Linked DNA regions of Homo sapiens: regions 1 and 2 are each linked to region 3. Evidence: chromatin loops called from intact Hi-C (ENCODE). Cell type or tissue: endothelial cell of umbilical vein. All regions are shown on one strand.

Region 1 (2,500 bases), 140 kb after region 3:
CCACTCCCACTCATTAGGGCCCCACCCAGAAATACCCCAGCACACAAACAGGACACCTTGTACAACTATCAGTCTTAGACCCACCCTCTCTCTGATAAGGACAGGAGGGAAACTGAAACTGCCTGAGGGAGGAGCCTCACTCCACCTTCTCTATTTCCCACCTGGACCTTTCTGCTCCCCTCCTACTGAGGGGCCTGGGAGAGACAAGTCAGGTGACACCTGACAGACACCTCTTCCTCTGCCCACAGCCCCCAGGCCTGAAAATACACCCGAGGGCACTGGCGGAGCACGCAAGGAGGTTTTCAGGCACCATGGCTGGGACAGGGCAACATTTTTCTATTTTTCAGAATGTTTCAGACTCTACCTGCTGAGAGGACTCAGGTCTCCTACACCTGGTCTGGAAGCTGCCTTGAGGAAGGGGATGGGAGTGAGATGCATTTAGGAAGGCAAAGGAGGAGGGGTACAGACGGGTTCTAAAGTAGATTAAAAACTGAGGGATGCACCCTTTCTGCCCTCTGGGAGGAGATGGGGCTGTCCCACCGACAACGAAAGGGGAACCCTTCGGGGGCAGTGCTGGTGCCTTGGGGGAATGCCCTTATCCTTCTAGGGAAATAGACTGCAACACCTTGGGCTTAAACCTTGCCTTGCCAAAGCCAAAAAAGAAAGGGGGAGGCCTGCAACCCACCAATCTCATTTTCAGATTTCCTCTCTCCAGCTTAGACACATTAATAATTAACTTGCCTACCTAGGAGCTTGCCGGCGTTGCCATAAAAGATGAGTAATGGCACCGGAGTCCCAGCCCTATGCCCGCGGGCTTCAGGGCTCGGGGCTGGGACGGGCGCCTGGAACAAAGCCTCTGCATTCCTCCGGGAAGGTGTGTCTGAAACCAGAGCTGTCACAGGCGAGAAGCTGACCCCTTACCTCCTCCGTAGCCGGCTCCTGGCAAGTGTGGGTGTAGAGGAAGGGCAGGCGCCCCTGCACACTTGGCGGAACGCTTGGCGGGGTCGCCTTTGCCCACCTCCCGGTCCCCACCCTCTCCACTGCTGGCCAGTTGCTGTCCCCGCAGCCCGCACGCCTGCGGGGCCGTGGGGTCCCCAACCACAGCCGATTTTGGGAAGCGGCGCTCTCTGCTGCTGAGGTAATCCTGTTAACAAGAACGCAGTCTGTACTTGGAGACCCGATTTTTAAAAACAACAACGGCTCCCTTGGCGTCCTTCCCGAGGAGTAACCCAAAGCCGGGCGCCGGCTCAATGAATTCTCTTGCAGAAACTCCAGCGGCCAGCTACGGCTCCCTCGCTCATGGCTGGCCGGGGACTAGCCGGCTCCAGTCACGCCCGCGCCCAGACACAAAGCACCCCCAAAAGGAGCCCGTGCACCCTGCGCCCTGTCGGCTCGACAACCCGCAGACCCCCCGAAAGTTACAGCGCGCACACACACCTGCAGGCCCCCCTTGGTCGCTCCTGCCAGACCCCCAGCGTGGCGGGGCACGCGTCCCAGGGAGGACAGCTCCGCGGCTCCATGCGACTGCTTCGCGAGCCCGGGCGGGCCACCGGTCAGCGGCGCTGGGCTACGGAGCGCGCCGGGGCCTCAGCTCGCCCGCGGCGCATCGCGCGCCCTCCTCCTCCTCGCCGGGGCCTTTCCGAGGAGCCCACACCCACTTGACATCAGCACCGATCAAAGCACGTGGCGCAGCGCCAGACAGCGGACCCCAGCGGTCCAGAGCGCGCCCCAGGTGCTGCCGTTCGGCCAGGACGGCGCGTCCGAGCCCAGCACATTCCTTTCCTCGTAGAGGATGCTGCAAGTGGGAGGGGTAGAGAGGCTGAGGAGGGGGAGGGAAAAGGGCGGAGGGGCAGGACCTGCGGCCTCAGAACTGCGCTGTTCTGGCGTCTAGCCAGACACCAGCAGACCTGTCATCCGTTGCCGCAAGTGCCCATCGGCTGGGAAGACCAGGCTGCAGGAGACCCGGGTTGCTGTCGTCTCCCCTCCAAGAGTCCTGACCTTGAATGCTCTTCCCCACAATGATTCAAGGAGTCTTCTAACAATCCCTGGTAAATTGCGGGAACGGATTCTGACAAGCCAGGAATGAAGACTTGGTTGGATGTGACTGCGACCTCATCGCCCAGGAGGCCGCTATCAGGCACCCAGCGAAGGAGACCATACCCTCTGGCTTGTCTCTGCCCTCGCAACCTCAACTATGTCTCTTTTCTTTCTCTCTTTTCTCAATGCCCTTGGCAATAAGGGATCACTCTCCTGGTCCTGCAGGCAATCAGAACTACAGCACCTCTCAGCAGCCCACACACACTTCTAATTCATTCATTAGCACCCGTCCAAATATTCACACATGCAAACATTTAAGGGTTAGTATATGCCAGGAGCAACAGATAATCTTCCTACACTCACAGTGCTTCTACTCTAGTCAGGGAGACCTATATTAAATACAGAACAAGGTAATTACCATTGTTGCGAGGGGATTACAGAGGTGTTATAAGAATGCACCAGG
Region 2 (2,500 bases), 150 kb after region 3:
TAAGGGGAGGAAATATCCTAATTAATATGTAAAATACTTTGAAATTTTTATCTCTTACAGTAAAAAAAAGAGTCTGGTTATAATTAGCACCTGTATTTTTCATACTTTTCTGTCCCTAATTGCCTAAACAATAATTTCTGGGGAAAGTAGGTGAAATCTTAATGTACTACATGTGAATGGGCGATTTTCTGGCTCTTACCATTCAAACTAGGAACAAGACGCCAGTTCAGTAACTGTGTTACTTCTTCCAAATAAGACTTGTCAAAGCTACTGTGGGGAAATTGGGAAAAAGAACCTAAATCTATCCACAAATAAATATCGAATGTGAGGCTGGGCATGGTGGCTCACGCCTGTAATCCCAGCACTTTGGGAGGACAAGGCAGGCAGATCAACTGAGGTCAGAAGTTCAAGCCCAGCCTAGCCAATATGGTGACACCCCGTCTCCACAAAAATACAACATTAGCTGGGCATGGTGGCATATGCCTGTAATCCCAGCTACTCGGGAGGTTGAGGCAGAAGAATCGCTTGAACCCGTTGCAGTGAGCCAAGATCGTGCCATTGCACTCCAGCCTGGGTGACAGAGTGAGACTCCGTCTCAAAAAAAAGATTAAATGTGTCGGTCCTTTTCTAGTGTGGGGAGGGGTAAAGGCATGTCAGTGCCCACTGCTATTCTCTGGTGTCCTTTTAAAGGTAGAAACATGCTTTAAAATATGAAATAGCCAGCAGTCTGGAAACACAACTTTGGAGACATAAAAGTTATTAGGTTTTCCAAATCACTGATATGAGCCAAAATCCTTACTGAGACTAGGGGGCCAAAGATAGAACTGAAAGCCTTGTGACATTTGCAAACACCACCCTAAGTGCCTTCTTCAGGGATACTCTCTCTACATAATCCTGAATGTTGCAATTATTCAGATCCCCATGTGCAAGCAGCACATGTTTTTGAGGCTCATTCTCAAGGGACCAAAGAAAAAGTGGTATTTTTGTCTAGCATTTTTTTTATCACCAGAATTCACTATAACCAGTATCTTGGCACTCCAAGAGCACACAGTGATGACAGATGCTTATAATGTTCACCCTGAAGACTTGCAACCTTGTGGAAGAACAGACGGATCAAATTATGCCTTGTTGCAGTTTGAAATGTGTTTTACTGCCTTCTAATATTTTGAAGACTGACAATCTATGCAGCACACGGTAGGTGGCAACACTGAGCCAGGAGAACATCCCATTTGCCAACCTTGCTGAATAGAGAAAGTTTAATATGATAATGAACCCCTTTTGAAAAATCAGGTCTCTGCAGGGCACAGTGGCTCATGCCTGTAATCCCAGCACCTTGGGAGGCCGAGGTGGGCGGATCACAGGGTCAGGAGTTCAAGACCAGCCTGGCCAACATAGTGAAACCCTGTCTCTACTAAAAAATACAAAAAATGAGCCAGGCGTGGTGGCAGGTGCCTGTAATCCCAGCTACTCGGGAGGCTGAGGCAGGAGAATTGCTTGAACCCGGGAGGCGGAGGTTGCAGGGAGCCGAGCTTATGCTATTGTACTCCAGCCTGGGAAATAGCGTGAGACTCTGTCTCAAAAAAAAAAAAAAAAAAAAAAAAATCAGGTCTCTATTAGAATAATGACAACAGGGACAAAGCAATTAAAAACACATGCCTAACAAATTTGGAATCAAAAGCACCATCAAATGTACTTCCTGGCATGTTGTCATTTCCCACCTCCACTCTCCCAATCATTGGGCAAATCCAATTATATTCCTGGAGACACCCGAATCATGCCTCTTCTCTCCCTTTCTCTCCAGTGGCTTTTATGAAAATAATATTCAACTTTAATGCATCTGCACTTCAGGAGACAGTGTGACAAGAACAATAAACACATTCACCATGTGCAGAAACCAGGGAAAATGAGTTCTGAGACTATCTTTGCCAACCCCAGGTGTGGGCTTTCTTTTCCCTAAACTCAGGCGATATTGGAATGTAGCAGCTGTCAGAAAGCAGCAATGGCCTGTGCCAGAAATACCTTTGCTGAGCTGCTCTAATTGCCAAGAGATAAGAACCCATAACTCACACAGACACTTGTAGCTCTGGCTCAGAAACAGCAGGCAGAAAGGAAAGAGCATGCCTTCCAGCAATGTGACCTTGGGCAAGCTGTTTCCCTCCCCCTGAGCCTCAGTCTCCCTCATCTTTGAGGACTACCAGCAACATGTATCAAGTACCAATTACAGGATTGGATTTATAGCAGGTTAATAACCTGGAGTCGTTGTTATTAACAATCTCCAAATTGTTAATAACCGTGGAGTAAAATGAGCTTGGAGATGGCCACCAAGCTCTCTGGACAAGAGACAGTTTGCACGCTTGAAAGGGCCTTGATTTCCTGGGAAGACACTACAAGAATCAGTCACATAAAATCCCTGAATGCTTTGGCCTTATTCATTTGTTCTAACAAATATTTATTGAGGGTATACCATGTGCCAAGATTGTGCTGGGCACTGAGGACAATA
Region 3 (2,500 bases):
ATGTTTTCTTTAAATTAGAAAAAAAAACTAAATCATATAAAATTGAAATGCTAAATCAAATGGAATGTTTCTAAGGCTGTTTCACAGTATCAACTTTGTAACAAGCTTCCCAAGAGGGAAAATCTAACCGATAAGATCCAACCATGACTGTCCAGCTCCGTGGTGACTTCCTGTTGACCCAGGACCTGCATCCTCACAGGCCTTTGACCGCTGAGCAGGTTGTTGAGAACAGAGCAGGCTCAAAGCCTCTCTTCCCCTGAGCAAAACCAAAGCAGATGCTTATCTATCCCAGGCCATCTTCTCTCTCCCATCCATCCACCTCAAAGCCCCAAATGGTCCTGATTGTCTTTGATGCCTCAAGTCCCTCCAGAACCCCAAACCCAGAGCCATATTCGCACATTTCACCCATTCATGCACAAGCTCTCAATGACTCCAAATCAATGTAATCACTCTTAGGTGATGGTTTCCAACTATTGTTGGAAAGGATTAGGCAACTGAAGTTCCAAAGATGAAAAAATCAATTTAATGATTCACAAAGAAAACACTCATTTCCTTACACGCTCACAAATGCTCCAAATAGAGACAAGTCCTCATTTAAACCCAGCCTGATTGTTTCCACAAACAGGAAAAGTTCACTAGACTCTATAAGGTATCCTGGGGAAGAACCACGCCAATCCATTATTATTAAGCAACATGTTTATTGGCGTTGATGCAGAGACTTACACAAGTCTTCTTTTTTAAGAGAAAAATTACAAGGTATTCAAGTTACGATTTTTAGATAATCTCTACATTTGAGACATCAAATTATAAAAGGTCAGTGTTACCCCATATGACATTTGTTTTAAAAGTTTAAAGGTTACCAGGTTTGCAGCTTTTAAAGATATGAATGTCCTGGGCCTTACCCCTTTGGTGTCTGAGCTAGCAGCTGCAGAGAGGCCCTCTGAATACACAGTATATTTTGCTATCCCTTCAAGTTATTAAATACCAGAAACACAAAAGGTTTTCCATAAGAAATTGTGTGATTGGACTACAGGAATTAAAACCGAACAACCTCAGTCTTGGGAGAATGTATTCAAACGTGCAATCTCTGAAGTCCCTGTCTACTGTCCAGGTGTAAAGCATGGATTTTTATAAATTAATAATGCCCAGACCTCTGCCAATGACTGTGGCGTCAGGCAGCAGGTTGGCTCAGGCTTGTGGGGTGGCTTTTGGGACAAGTGAATTATGAGTCAGTAGGCCTGCATGAAGAGGGCAGCAGAAAGGTGAGTCACATCTGGGAACACTCAACAGGCTATGGAGACAAGAACCGCTATTACAAGCCCGGTAATAAGTAGCACAGGCCAGTTAGAGCATGTTCAATGCAAATCAGAAGCTTCTGTAAACACAATCAGGCAGGATTAGAGAGGCAATGAGCGGTAACACTAAAAGCAAAGGAGCTTGTGCAATGAATTAGGGAAAGAACAATCAGGCTAGAGGTTTAGGGAAACATGGGATTTCAAACAACAGGGAAAAGTCAAATGGAATGTTTCCAAAGGGACCTAAGGTGACTGTGGACAGGGCGCAGCGCCAGGAAGCGCCACCAGGGGGCAGCACAGGCCTCCCCAGCAATCCCAGACACCCTGAGGCCTCTGCACTGCAAGCCCAGGGAGACCAGTGGCCCTTGGGGCAGGGGTGTGACCCCGTGCTCCATCACCCTCACACAGCATCTGCTGGCAGGTCTGGGAGGCTGATCAGTTTGCTTGTGCTTCTAACCAAATCATGTCACCATCTTCCTCCTCTCCTCTCTGAACCCTGTATTCCCAGGTCCTGAATTCAGCCGAGATTCCGAACGCCTGCAAAGGCCCCTCTCCATCGCGGCTGGGAGGACTGACTGGGTATTTCCTCAGGCTCCTGGGCCTGTTTGATCCTCACTCCAGCTCTGGTTCAGGTCACCCTCTGACCAGGCATTCGTCCAGCCTGGGTCGTGGACAAACAGCCCCGTGGGGTGTTCTCTGAACCATGTAGGTCAATGGACAGCTCTCTCACTGGGAGGTGTGATGTGCTTGTGTTTGGGGGACTCTGAGGGGCACTCGGCTCCCTGTCCCTGCCCCGCTGCCTGGCCCCTCCTAACATACTGAGCCAAGATCTCCAGGGAGCGGCCGGCTGAGGTAGCGAGATGAGGGCAGGCCCGTCCTCTCCCCTTGGCCCAGTGTCCTCTTGCGCTCTCGGACCAGGGCCTTCTGGTGTCGCTTCATGCGCTCCAGCTGCTCCTCTGCACTCATCTTGCCTCGCTGGTGATCCCCTGAGTACAGGCGCTCCAAGGCACTCTTAGGTCTCTGAGGAAGAGGAGGCAGGCAAGAGAGACACAGAACAGCTGGGCTGGGCACGCAGAGGACAGCCACCCTGCTGGCTGCATTCCCGTTGTCTCTCTCTCACACACATGCACACTCTAGTTGGGCTCCTCTTGGCCTTAGAGAACTATTTCCTCTAAGCAACACGATGCCCCCAACCCTCAGGAGCT

What was found. A loop is a pair of places that touch in the nucleus more often than their neighbours do. Peaks named below come from ENCODE experiments on the same cell type or tissue, not always from the same donor. Only the 100,000 strongest peaks of a DNase experiment are listed, where the experiment ranks them.
Region 1: a loop joins it to region 3, with 7 times the contacts of the local background. A loop is called at or near these places in 25 of 110 quality-filtered maps.
Region 2: a loop joins it to region 3, with 7 times the contacts of the local background. A loop is called at or near these places in 33 of 110 quality-filtered maps.

What each region holds. Positions count from the first base shown.
Region 1 is chr11:16,924,089-16,926,588 of GRCh38, forward strand. All of the region lies in intron 3 of PLEKHA7 (pleckstrin homology domain containing A7), which reads right to left. It overlaps SNORD147 (small nucleolar RNA, C/D box 147), which reads right to left and starts at 1,934; the gene lies at 1,850-1,934. RefSeq lists an enhancer at 578-1,189. In endothelial cell of umbilical vein, no CTCF peak of the experiment used is centred here; a DNase peak (open chromatin) is centred at 1,563; H3K4me3 peaks cover 599 bases; H3K27me3 peaks cover 1,758 bases.
Region 2 is chr11:16,934,825-16,937,324 of GRCh38, forward strand. The region is part of intron 3 of PLEKHA7 (pleckstrin homology domain containing A7); the gene reads right to left. Among named protein-coding and RNA genes, the nearest start is that of SNORD147, 10 kb to the left of the region's middle. RefSeq lists an enhancer at 1,014-1,525. In endothelial cell of umbilical vein, a CTCF peak has its summit at 1,193; no DNase peak of the experiment used is centred here.
Region 3 is chr11:16,786,982-16,789,481 of GRCh38, forward strand. PLEKHA7 (pleckstrin homology domain containing A7) reads right to left here. Exons shown (of 27, transcript NM_001329630.2): 23 at 2,115-2,315. Among named protein-coding and RNA genes, the nearest start is that of C11orf58, 50 kb to the left of the region's middle. In endothelial cell of umbilical vein, a CTCF peak has its summit at 1,559 (motif pointing right); DNase peaks (open chromatin) are centred at 600 and 1,570; H3K27ac peaks cover 1,393 bases.